Linked DNA regions of Homo sapiens: regions 2, 3 and 4 are each linked to region 1. Evidence: chromatin contacts called from ENCODE Hi-C or POLR2A ChIA-PET data. All regions are on one chromosome and are shown on one strand. Each heading gives the region's core, a stretch centred on a gene start or an enhancer-like site at or near the end of the contact. The rest is flanking DNA. Distances are from core to core; before and after follow the strand shown. Region 1 has its middle 22 kb from the start of BTG2. Region 2 holds the start of KDM5B (lysine demethylase 5B). Region 3 holds the start of SNRPE (small nuclear ribonucleoprotein polypeptide E). Region 4 overlaps PPP1R12B (protein phosphatase 1 regulatory subunit 12B).

Evidence for each region. A loop is a pair of places that touch in the nucleus more often than their neighbours do. ChIA-PET counts read pairs that join two places held with the same protein, here RNA polymerase II (POLR2A). Pooled maps may share reads with other maps.
Region 2: a loop to region 1 is called in a map of naive thymus-derived CD4-positive, alpha-beta T cell, with 5 times the contacts of the local background. The contact joins the promoter of KDM5B here to the enhancer-like site in region 1. A Hi-C loop is called at or near these places in 1 of 168 maps with a recorded cell type or tissue (naive thymus-derived CD4-positive, alpha-beta T cell), 3 of 37 single-sample maps with no recorded cell type and 13 of 50 pooled maps. POLR2A ChIA-PET finds 5 or more read pairs at or near these places in 1 of 52 experiments (activated naive CD4-positive, alpha-beta T cell).
Region 3: a map of naive thymus-derived CD4-positive, alpha-beta T cell shows a loop between it and region 1 (2.9-fold over the local background). The contact joins the promoter of SNRPE here to the enhancer-like site in region 1. A Hi-C loop is called at or near these places in 1 of 168 maps with a recorded cell type or tissue (naive thymus-derived CD4-positive, alpha-beta T cell), 2 of 37 single-sample maps with no recorded cell type and 9 of 50 pooled maps. POLR2A ChIA-PET finds 5 or more read pairs at or near these places in 1 of 52 experiments (A549).
Region 4: a map with no recorded cell type shows a loop between it and region 1 (4-fold over the local background). The contact joins two enhancer-like sites. A Hi-C loop is called at or near these places in 2 of 37 single-sample maps with no recorded cell type and 2 of 50 pooled maps.

The regions. Positions count from the first base shown.
Region 1 is chr1:203,326,478-203,329,459 of GRCh38, forward strand. No RefSeq gene overlaps it. Among named protein-coding and RNA genes, the nearest start is that of BTG2, 22 kb to the left of the region's middle. RefSeq lists enhancers at 1,060-1,159, 1,360-1,549, 2,209-2,845. Within about 2 kb of position 1,499, at least 39 of the 41 ENCODE cell types and tissues checked have a DNase peak (open chromatin) inside an H3K27ac peak, as active enhancers do.
Region 2 is chr1:202,807,171-202,810,239 of GRCh38, forward strand. It overlaps KDM5B (lysine demethylase 5B), which reads right to left and starts at 1,251. Exons shown (of 27, transcript NM_006618.5): 1 at 932-1,251. The coding sequence starts at 1,135. It overlaps LOC124904583, which reads right to left. Exons shown (of 3, transcript XM_047439549.1): 3 at 3,068-3,069. RefSeq lists silencers at 136-205, 306-425, 826-1,025, 1,056-1,265.
Region 3 is chr1:203,860,280-203,863,117 of GRCh38, forward strand. SNRPE (small nuclear ribonucleoprotein polypeptide E) reads left to right here and starts at 1,320. Exons shown (of 5, transcript NM_003094.4): 1 at 1,320-1,434; 2 at 1,917-1,943. The coding sequence starts at 1,381. RefSeq lists enhancers at 1,102-1,396, 1,205-1,464, 1,850-2,425.
Region 4 is chr1:202,482,260-202,485,094 of GRCh38, forward strand. All of the region lies in intron 13 of PPP1R12B (protein phosphatase 1 regulatory subunit 12B), which reads left to right. Among named protein-coding and RNA genes, the nearest start is that of PPP1R12B, 130 kb to the left of the region's middle. Within about 2 kb of position 1,277, at least 7 of the 41 ENCODE cell types and tissues checked have a DNase peak (open chromatin) inside an H3K27ac peak, as active enhancers do.

The sequences.
Region 1 (2,982 bases), core at 249-2,748:
ACCTAGGTACAGCTAGCTCTGTGACAACAGGCAAGTTACCTAACTTCTCACTGCCTGTTTTTTCATCCTTAAAATAAGATAAAAGTAGTTCCTAGTCGGTATTGTTGGGAGGATTGATTTTTGTGAGGTGCTCAGAAGGGTACCCAGCTCTTAGAAAGTACACAATAAATGTGATTAAATATTATTATGGCCATTACTAGAACAGGAGGCATTCATCTAGGTTACACAATGGAAACTGAGATAAACAGGACTGGGGAATTGAGTATGAGGCCAAAGGAAAATGTGTGAGGGGTAGAAAATGTGTGAGGGGTAGATCTGCCTCTGCCCTTTCTCCCTTGTGTAACTGAGCTATGGTTGGAAAAGTGAGACCCTATCGTCCAGACCCTTGCTTTGTGGCGGTTTGGGCATTATTGTTACATGGGGAGAAGGTGTGCGATTTACGTCTCCTGCTTCCCGGGGCCCTTTTCATTCTCTCATTAGCACCTCCGGGCCTGCAAGGTCAGCTGGTCCCTTTTGGGGCACACACTGCAATACAGCACTGTCTTCAGTTCATAGTCTGTTCTGCCTCAGAAGTTAGGTGGATGATTTTTGCACCTTCTCACGTTTGCAAGTCCCTCTTCCTCAATATGCTTGGTGGTGAGGGTAAGGGGACAACGGTGATGCCTTTCCACCCGGGACCGTTGCGGCCAAGGCGATCCCACACGGGCTGCCTGGAGTCAGACCTGTCCAGCAAGGAAGCTTCGGGGAGGAGGGAGACAGCGCCGGCTGGGCGTGCAAAGGCAGGCAGGTGACCCTCCCTCCGTCCCGGATATGGGCCCTCGGCCGCTCACCCCCCAGCCACCCACCCACGTCCCTCAATCCCCACGAGCAGCTGACTGGGACCTGAAAGTGCCACCAGACGCCCTCACAAGTCTGCTTTCTTTGCTGGGAAACAGCAGCCGCGCCGCAGCCTCCGCCCGCTCTGGGGAAGCCCCACCTTGGCAACAAGCCGCTGATTGGCTGGCTCGGGGGCGGCGCGGGCCAATCCAAGCCCGCCCTGACGCCGCGGCGTTTGGCCGAGAACTATTAAGAAAAAAAAAAAAAGAAAAAAAGAAAGGTGGGGCCGGGCGCTAGGTGGCTTCCCAACGGAGTTGCTCCCCCGGCGGCTGTGGAGAATGGGGCCTTTCAGAGAAGGGGGAGGCGGGGAAGGGGCGAGGCGGGGCGGCCGTTGGGCTTGGGCCTTTTCGCCACCTGCCGCCGGAGCTCAGGTCCCTAAAACCTCGAAGGCGTCCCCGCTTCTCAGGTCCTCCTCGCAGCTTGAGCGACTGCAGGGCCCCGCCCGGCGCTTCTTGAGCAACTGGAGGTTCGGGGGTGAACCTCTGGCCCTTTCCCGTCCTCCCTCCAGAGTCCCTCAGGCTTTGGGCATTGATTTCCCCAAGTTCGGGCTCAGGCCCTCTTCCTTTTCTTCTCGTGCCTCTGCGTGCTTGCGCCCTCCTATGGGCGCAGTTACTTGAGCTCTGTCTGCCATCGCCAATCCGCCATCCTCTAAAACCAGATTAACCACCCCCTCCATTGTACTGTGGCCACGGGCGCCAGCCTCAGCCTCTAAGACAGCATACAGTTCCCCAGCACGTACATTGTAAACGTCGTTTAATGTATCTCGAGTGACGTTGTTCCCCCGCCCCAGGACACAGAAGCACACACACACCCACAAACTCAAAGAATTCGGCACAGTAGCATTGAGATTTAGACTGAAGAGACAGGTGACCACGATTCGACTCTAGCCTCTGCCACTTTCTGGCTGTGTTACTTTGAGCAGTTACTTAACCTCTCTGAGCCTCAATTTTCTCCTATGAAAAATACTAATGATAATAATGGCACTATCTCCTCTCATTATTGTGACAAAATGCCTGGCACATAATTGCCTAATAAATGGTGATATTATTTTAGGTATTAATAACAAAGGAATGAGCATTTCTTTCTCACATTTTACCTCAGCTCACAATTCTTGGTTTAGGTGCTGGGGATAGCACTAGATCCTAAGGACATTTAAAGTCCTATGAGTAAAGTAATTTAAGACTCAGAATAAAACTTGGTATGGTTTCAAGGCCCTGGGATGGGTCCTGCGTTTGGCTCCTAGATTTTTACTAAGGGAGAATTATCTTGGCAAGACTAGATTTCTCTTTTCTTCAAGGTCTTTTCTTCACATTTCCACCTCTCAAAAATTTTTAGAACAGCAGCAAGCAAGGACTTACAACTCCCTTTTTAATAGGATTTAACTTTCTCCTTTTGTTAGGTAGAACATTCCATAAATGTTCTCTCCATATATGCACATTGACACTTAGATGGGCTTGTTTGTTTTCCCCAAATCCCTTTCCTGAAGTCTTTTCGTGTCACCTGGAGACTCACCCCTTCTGCATTCTCTTGCCTGCCCCAAACATACCACATGCTGATACATCATACATTATCTTCAGTGGACGTGGAGACTGGTTGTTCAGTGCTCACAGACCCCTGGCGGCTGTCCAGTCCTATCACCTGCTGGGCTTGGTTGATGTTTCACATTGTTAAGAACAAAAGCAGTGATGCGTCTGGGGCATTTCAGTGACGCCTGACGGCGAGGTCAGGGAAGAGGGTAAGGAACACACAAAGATGGGATACAGTTCAATGGGGAGCCAGTAAGACTGGGGTTCTGGGGTTCAGTCTTGAGTCTGTGCCTTTAGGGAGACAAGTCAATTAAACGTGCTAGGTCCCAGTTACCCTGTCTTGTAAAGTAGGCTGTATCATACCTGTATCCTTACCGCATAGATGTGTCAGGGAAAGAAATGTCATAGAAGTGAAAGCACTTTATATTTTCTGGGTTAAAAAAAAGGTGTGGCGCCGGGCACGGTGGCTCACGCCCGTAATCCCAGCACTTTGGGGGCCGAGGCGGGCAGATCACGAGGTCAGGAGATCGAGACCATCCTGGCTAACACGGTGAAACCCCGTTTCTACTAAAAATACAAA
Region 2 (3,069 bases), core at 1-2,500, 520 kb before region 1:
GAAATCTTCGGAGGTCTCTCCGTCTGACGTTCCCCTACAAACACGGCCTCGCCCGGACCCCATCCCCACCAGCACAGCCCAGGCCTCCCCGGGGAGCCGAGCGGCTGAGCCAGAAGAAGCCGGGAGTGTGCGCGTTCGGGAGCGCGGGCGGGCATCGGGGCCCACCGCCGCCCGTCCTGCCCCCGCCGCCCCAAAAGTGTCCCCCAGACACTAACGCCCCCCACAAACATCCGCTCCGGGGCTGGACCCGCGGCTCCTCCCCGCCCCCAGCCAGCGCTGGCCGCCCCCTTCTTGACCCCGGCCCGGGGGACACCTGGAGGCCCGGGGACCAGGCGGTGGAGGGGTGCCCTGGTCTGGAGGGTGGGGCGCCCAGGTGAGGGCCGCTCCGGGCCGACGCCGCCACCACACAAAGGACCAGGGGCTCCCGCCGCCATATTGAAAACTTTCCTCCTCGCACGACAACTCGCAAGTCCCCCACCCCCACCCCACCCCATCACACACCCCCGCACCCCGGGAGCGGAGGCGAGGACCAGCCTGCCGAGCCTCGCCGGGCCCACAGTCCTCCCTCCAGCCCGCGCCTCCGCCAGGCTCCGTGAGGAAACTCCCCCGCGACCACCCCCGGCTCCTGCCATCACTCCATCCGGAACCGAACCCGAACCTCCGCACCCGGCCGCCCGAGCCCCGCGGCGACCCGGCCCTCCCATGGCACCGCCGAAGCCCCCGGTTCTCCCACGCTCCTCATCTCCCACCCTGGAGAAGCCCCCGTCTTCCTCCCCCGGCCTCAACTCCGACCTTCTAGGCAGCCCCAAACTTGACGAGGCCGGCGGGGCGACCGGCTCCCCGCCCCCCGCGCCTCGGGCCTCCCCGGACCCGCGCGTCCCCGCTCCCTCCCCCAGCCACGAGCTGGATCCGGGGTGCTGGCGTGACTCACCGGCGGCGGCCGCACCTTACAGATGCCAGTCTGCTCGGCTATGGGCCGGATCTTGTGGATGAAAGCGAAGGGGTCCGCGAACTCTTCCCAGCTGGGTTCGAAGACCGGGCACTCGGGTGGAGGCAGGAACTCGCCCAGCGGGCCCGGGCCCCCGAGGGGCAGCGCCGGGCGCGGGCCTGGGTGCAGTGTGGTGGCCGCCTCCATCACCGCAGGCTGGGCAAGGGCGAGGCGAAGGTGGGCTCCGGGACCGAGGCTGCGAGCTCCGCTCGGTCCGAGACCCGTGCAGACGCGGCTCGAGCAACAGCAAGTCCGAGTTGTACGGGCAACGGCAGCACCTTGGGCTTTTTCAGCCTCCGACGACGACGTCTCGCCGCAAGCCCACGCCGTGCGCCTCCGCCGCCACGGCGAGGAAAAAGAGTCCCACCCCACCCCCATCGACCCACCCTCCGCGCGCGGCTCCCCGCCCCGCCCCCGAATCGGGCGGGGCCGCGCCTTCCGCTGTGGATGGAGTTTATCCTTAGGGTTTCAGTTGAGCCAACTTTTATTGACCATTTACTATGTATCAGAGTTCCTGCCCTGAAGAAGTTAAGTCTGGTAGAAAGGATCAGTCCCATAAGCCAATCATTCAATCACGTCAGTACACAATGGTAGGTGCAGTAAAACCCAGGAGGGGGTTTTGGAAAGAGTATTGGAAACGGAGAAGGATTTTCCAGTAGAGATAACAGCTTGAACATACACATAGCATGTTCATGAGAAGGCAATAGTAGTAATAATAATAATAACGTAACATTTTGGGGCACTTTCATATCCTAGGCACTGTTCTAATTGCATCGCATGATTAATCACACAACCCTATGAGATAGGTACTCTTATTTCCACTTTACAATAAGGAAAGTGAGGCATAGGTAGGTTAAGCAATTTGCCATAATTCACATGGCTAATAAGTGATGGAGACTATTGGGAGGTGGAGATGTTGCAGGGAAAATAATCATCCACAAACAGTCTATGACGAGGTCAGACTTGAGAGGGGCGAAAGACTTGAAATAATCCAGACAAGGAATGATAGGATCTAAATTAAGGCAGTGGTGCTGATAATTATGAGGAAGGGATGCAAAGGTAGGAAATAAAATTAGGACATAGTGACAGATTGAGGGGGGACGACGAGGTATTAAGATTCAGATGTCTGGCGTACCTGCCTGAGTAGATGCTAGCCCGTTGGCATTGCTGGAACATTCACCCCAATTATATACAGAAGGCGAGTTACTCAAGGGAAGAAGATACTGTGTTCATTTCTGGACATTTTGAATTTGAGGTGTCTCTGGTACATACAGGTAGAAATACACAACGGGGTATCCTTCAACAGACTGAAGGGTATAAATCTGAAGGGGCGAGATCAGAATTGGAGATATAAATCTGGGAGTTATGTGCTTATGGGTGATAGCCGCTATTTAATGCTACTGTGTGTAAAGCACTGCTCTAAACGCTCTGCATGTATTAGCTCACTGAGTCTTCACAACCACCATATTGAGTAGGTACGATATTATCCTCATTTTGCAGAGCAGGCAACGGAGGCAAAGAGGTTAACGAACTTTAAGAGATACGAACACTTTTGAGGCGCCTTTTTTCTTTTGGCGGGAGACGGGGGACGGGGGTGGGGGGGTAGTGTCCAGCAGCCTCAGAAAAAAGGAGGAAGCTCAAAAAGTAGAACGTCAACATTGAAATGACCTCTTTCATCCAGAAAGCTGCCAAACGTATGCAAGGAATGTTTGTCAAGATCTTAGTTCGCTTTCAGATTCACCTAGTGGAAGGAAATCTCTTATGCTTAAGAAGTCTTCAATTAAAAGGGGGGATGGGCGTGGGGGGAGAAGAAAACCGCCTTCCCTTCAACAAATTTTTCCCAGAGGTACCGGGCCCAGGAAAGAGTTCACAGTGGTCCTGGGAGAACGTATTCCTTTTCTTAGCTCTCCAGGGCTTTGGGACCTGGAGTCTTTTCCTGCTCCCTACTGCAATGGAGAGTCAAGCCCAGGGGACAGCTAATACACTATTAAAAGAATTATCAGTGCAAGATAGATATGCGATGTGGCAAGTTATAATAGAATCTAGGTAGTGGGTATAGAGGAATTTGATGCAAATTTCTT
Region 3 (2,838 bases), core at 70-2,569, 530 kb after region 1:
CGTTATTACTATTATCCCCATTAAACAGAAGCCCTCAGAAAAGCTAATTTTGATTCTGCCATTTGCCCTAATCCGTGTTCCCTTAGGCAAGTCCTTTCAAAAGTCTAAACTTCAGTTTCCTCCTCTATAACATGTGTATGCCAATTAAGTGAAATCTCTGCCAGGCCACAAGCCATGACACAATGGAAAGGTAGGTGGACTTTGGGGTCAGGCACACCTACAAATTCCAGCTGCTCCACTTAGTAGCTGTGTTATCCAGGGAAGGACATGTTCTGACACTGGCTGACGCCTAACTGTGTGCACACATAGACAATTATTTCATTGAATCTTTAAGCCCCTGAGTAAAGTTAATCTTTACTATAATCTCCGTTTTGGAAACTAAGCCAAGACATGGCGAGGCTGAGTAATTTATCCTTGGTCACCAACTCTAAAAGAGCTGGATTTGCGCCCAGCATGTGGATTTCAGCGTCTTCCTGGTAAATCGCCACCCTCAGTTGCCACCTGAACAGTAACTCTCCACGAAATGGATGAGAATTGAATCCGTAACTGGAGGGAACCAGGCGTCTGGCTTTGGAATGCAGACCGCCTCTGGCCGACTGCCAGAGGTGGGAGGCCTGAAGTTTGGGCTCCTTGCCGCCCTACCCTTTCCACCACAACGCTGCTATCAAGCCTAAACTCCAGCAAAATAGGCTTTAGGAAAGGCACGAAATTAACTCATTTTACACATAGAGATACACACTGGGACGATTTTGGCTTTTCAAGCTAACTCAGAAAATGGAGATACAGGCCGGGCGCGGTGGCTTACGCCTGTAATCCCAGCACTTTGGGAGGCCGAGGCGGGCGGATCATGAGGTCAGGAGATCGAGACCATCCTGGCCAACATGGTGAAACCCCGTCTCTACTAAAAACACAAAAAATTAGTCGGACGTGGTGGCAGGCGCCTGTAGTCCCAGCTACTCGGGAGGCTGAGGCAGGAGAATCGCTTGAACCCTGGAGGCTGAGGTTGCAGTGAGCTGAAATCGCGCCACTGCACTCCAGCCTGGGCGACAGAGCGAGACTTCGCCTCAAAAAAAAAAAAAGAAAAGAAATTGGAGACAGGACGGCACTCCTCCTACCACGGCCACTATACAACCGAAGGCACCTCCTCCCGCCTCCCTCCAGGTGGCGCTGTAGGACCGGCCCACCTTCCACAGCGCAGACGCCTCAGTTTGGCCTCCCTCGGAGGCCATGCAGCGAAGAAACGTGACTTCATGGCTAGAGGGGCATTTCCCAGGAGCCGCCCATGCCGCCGCGTGACCTTCACACTTCCGCTTCCGGTTCTTTATTCCGGAAGTTGCTCTCAGAGGCAGCGTGCGGGTGTGCTCTTTGTGAAATTCCACCATGGCGTACCGTGGCCAGGGTCAGAAAGTGCAGAAGGTTATGGTGCAGCCCATCGTATCCTACGCAGGATGTCAGGACTAGGAGGTTCGGGTCAGAATACGGGGTGCGAAGGCGCAGGCTGAGGGCAGGCCTGGGATAGTGGAGTACGGATCCACATCCCATGAGCCCCCGGGGCTACCAAGACTGGAAGAAAGCGCGGGTAGTTGAACCGTGATGGTGGGGAGGTGGTCTTGGGGGGACCCCTGCCGTGGGGAATGCAGGAATGGACGCGGCAAAAGGAGGGAAGAGAACTTCAGGTGCGGAGTGAAAACGGGAGTTAACGGTTTTGGGAAACTCCAGGGGGATGAAAGTGGAATGGATGTTCTTTAGTCTTTAGAAGACCCGTAACGAATGCCCAGCTGGGCACTTGTTGTTTGCGTAAGCACCAGACCTCGCGTTTAGTAAACAAAGGTGAGACGGGAATAGCGTCGTCCGGTTGTTTCAGGAAGCAGAGTCTATGCTGCTTTTGTATTTTTTCCTTAGCCACTGTGGTGCAGAACCTCATCTTCAGATACTTACAAAATGTACGTAAGTTGCTTGTTTCGTAACTACTTTTTAAATAAGAGGTGAACTGATTTAGTTTTTTGTGTTAACCTGAGCGATCGCTGTGTTCTAGAATTTAAAAATAGATGTAACTGGAGATTGGAGGGTAATTGAGGGGAAGGAGTACTTAGAAAGCACTAATGTGATGAAGTGGTGTGTATCCATGCCACTTCCCAACATGCAAAGAATTGTATCCATTACTTTGCAAGATCAAAAATACTTTTTAATTCCAAAAAGTATTATTAGCAGACTTGACCATGGTATTTGGGCATCAGTAGTTTTGTTAGTAGTGATTATGGCTAGAACATTGGAACCTCTCCCCTTTAGGATGAAACATTGGAAGAAAAACCCAGCCAACTTAAACCATGTCAAGAGGTGGTGTGTTTAATACCTGTGGGAAAACTTAAAGACGAAAAAAGGAAGAGAGAAGGGGTAGCTTCAGAGGAGTTTAGTGGCAGCTGCTTTCCTTTGAGGGAAATTTTAGCAACTTAAATTTTATAGTGTGATAACACAACTGAAAAACATTAATTTCAGGTGATAATAATTCTTAACCACCTGAATTGAGGGCTCCTGTCCTAGTTGTTAGGTGTGTGACATGAGAAGGCTTTGTTTTGGAACTGGATTTTGCTGCAGGAGATAAGCCCTTGGTCATTAGAAATTACTGCTTTGTGCTATGCTGTCAAAAACTTTCACTCTTAATAGATTGAGACCAGAAGCAGTAAGAAATATTGAGTCCCAAAATCACAGGAAAATTATTAGCTTATACAGTTCCAATATAGAACTTATTAAATGAAAATTCTTTTTGAGGTTATTATTATTGGTGAATAATTCTTAGATATGGGCTAATTAGTTAAAACTTTTGACTTACATTCATTA
Region 4 (2,835 bases), core at 27-2,526, 840 kb before region 1:
GGATTGCTGAATCATATGGTAGTTCTATTTTTACGTTTTAAAGGAACCTCCATACTGTTTTCCACAATGGCTGTACTAGCTTACAGTCCCACCAACTTGTGTAAGTGTTCCCCTTTTCTTCACATCCCTGCCAAAACTGGTTTTCTTTTGTCTTTTTGATAATGGTCATTCTAAGTGGTGTGAAATGGTACCTATTGTGGTTTTGATTTTCATTTCCCTGATGGTTTGTGATGTTGACCATTTTTTCATATACTCATTAGCCATTTGTATGACTTCTTTTGAGAAGTAAATGTCTGTTAAGGTCTTTTGCCCATTTTTAAAATCAGGTTTTTGTTTTTTTGTTTTGTTTGCTGCTAAGTTCCTTATATATTCTGGATATTAACTCCTTGTCAGATGTATAGTTTGCAAATTTTCTTTCCCATCCTTTAGGTTGTCTGTTTACTCTGTTTAATAGTTTCCTTTGCTATGCAAAAGCTTTTTAGTTTGTTGCAATCTCATTTGTCCATTTTTGCTTTTGTTTCCTATGCTTTTGAAGTCTTATTTAAAATATCCTAGCTTAGCCCCATGTCATGAAGCATTTCTCCTATGTTATCTTCTAGGTAGTTCCATAGTTTTGGGTTTCCATGTTAAGTCTCTAATCTACTTTGAATTGATTCTTGTATGTGGTGAGAGGTAGGGATTTACTCTCATTCTTCTGCATGTGGATGTCCCACTTTCCCAGCAGCATTTATTGAAGAAACAGTTTCTCCCCTAATGTGTGTTCTTGGCACCTTTGTCAAAAATCAGTTGGCTTTAGGTGTGTCAATTTATTTCTGGGCTTTCTATTCTGTTCCATTGGTCTACGTGTCTGTTTTTATGCCAGTACCATTCTGTTTTTGTTATTATACATTTGTAGTATATTTTTAAGTTATGTAGTGTGATGCTTCCAGCTTTCCACTCAGAATTGCTTTGGCTATTCATTTTTTTTTTCTGGTTTCCTATGAATTTTAGGATTTTGTTTTATTTCTATGAAGAACACCTTTTTTTTTTTTTTTTTTTGACATGGAGTCTTGCTCTGTCGCCCAGGCCAGAATGCAGTAGGCGCAATCTTGGCTAAGATATTAACAAGAAATTACAAAAGATAGAGAACTGGAAAGATAAACCTATGGAAGAGCTTCTAAGAGAAGCCCAAAAAGTATATGTAAAAAGAGAGAAAGACTGACAGAGGGAACAGAGGAAGTCTGTGCCCAAAATCCCAGTGAGTAGTTTGGTGGGAACGACGGTTACAGAACAGGTGACTCAGGATGACTCAGGTCAGAGCAGGTGATAGAGGCTAGGAGGGGGTTGTTTACTGAAGCTAGAGGCAAGAGGGTGAAGAGAACCAGGAAGTTAAGCTTTAAAATGGAGAATAGAGAATAAGAGAGCTGAATATACTGGCATACTGATTCTTTGAAGAGAAACTTGGAGTTCACTACATTTAACACCTACTGTTATAGTATTGCAGTCTATCTCTCCCTTTACCTCTAATAATATTTGCTTTATATATCTGGGCGCTCTGGTCTTGGATGGATGGATGTATTTATAGTTTTTATATCCTCTTGCTTAATTGTACCCTTTATCAATGTCTGATGACCTTCTTTGTCTTCTTTTACAGTTTTTGACTTAAAGTCTGTTTTATCTGACATGGTTACTCCTGCTCACTTGGTTTCCATTTGCATGGAATATCTTTTTCCCTCCCTTTACTTTTATTCTATGTTTGTCTTTAATGGTTAGGTGAGTCTGTTTTAGGCAGTATATAGTTGGGTCTTGTTTTTAATCCGTTCAGCCACTCTATATCTTTTAATTGGATAATTTAATCCATTTATATTTAAGGCTATTATTGATAAAGAAGGTCTTACTCCTGCTATTTTGTAAATTTTTTTTTCTGGTGGTTTTATAGATCCTTCGTTCCTTTCTTCCTCTTTTATTTACTTCTGTGGTTTGGTGGTTTTCTGTAGTGCTGAGCTTTGTTTCCTTCCTCTTTCTTGTTTGTGCCTCTGCAGTAATTTCTTTCTTTCTTTGTGGCTACCATGGGGCTAACATTAAAAGTCTTATAATAGAATGTTTTAAGCTGATAGCAACTTAACTTTGGTTGCATTAAAATACTCTAGACTTCTCTCTTTTGTTTCTGTAATTTACTTTTTTACCTGTGATTGTATTCCTTAGCTACTAATTGTAAGTGTCACGGGTTTTGACCATTTTGACTTTAAACCTTCGTACTAGAGGACTGAGAGACTTACATAGCACCATTAAATCACTGGGCTAGTCTGAATTTGATTTATGAATTTACCTCTATTGGTGAGTTTTATACTTTTACATCTTTTCATGAAAATAATTATAATCTTTTATTTCCAGTTATACCATTCTCTTAAGTATTTCTTGTAAGGCTAGTCTAGTGGTGATGGGTTTTTCTCAGCTTTTGCTTGTCTGGGAAGGTCTTTATTTTTCCTTCATTGGTGGTTGATAGCTCTGCTGGATATAGTATTCTTGGCTGACAGGTTCATTTTTTTCCCCCAAACACTCTGAATATATCATCTCATTCTCTCCTGGCCTACAGGATTTCTCCTGAGAAATCCAGGGGTACAGGGCTGCTGCTTGACCAACTATCAGGCCAAGCATGGGTACAGCAGGGCCACACAACCCTGCAGTGGTCTGTCTTTGGGGCAGGGCTGCTGCTAGACTGGCTGTCAGGCACAGTGGTGTGTGGCCACAGCAGGGCTGGGTGGTTCTGCAGCGGTCTGAGGGATGGAACCACGGTAGAACTGGTTGTTGGGCTGGATGTGGGTGTGCATAGGTTCAGCTGGCCAGCTAGCTGTG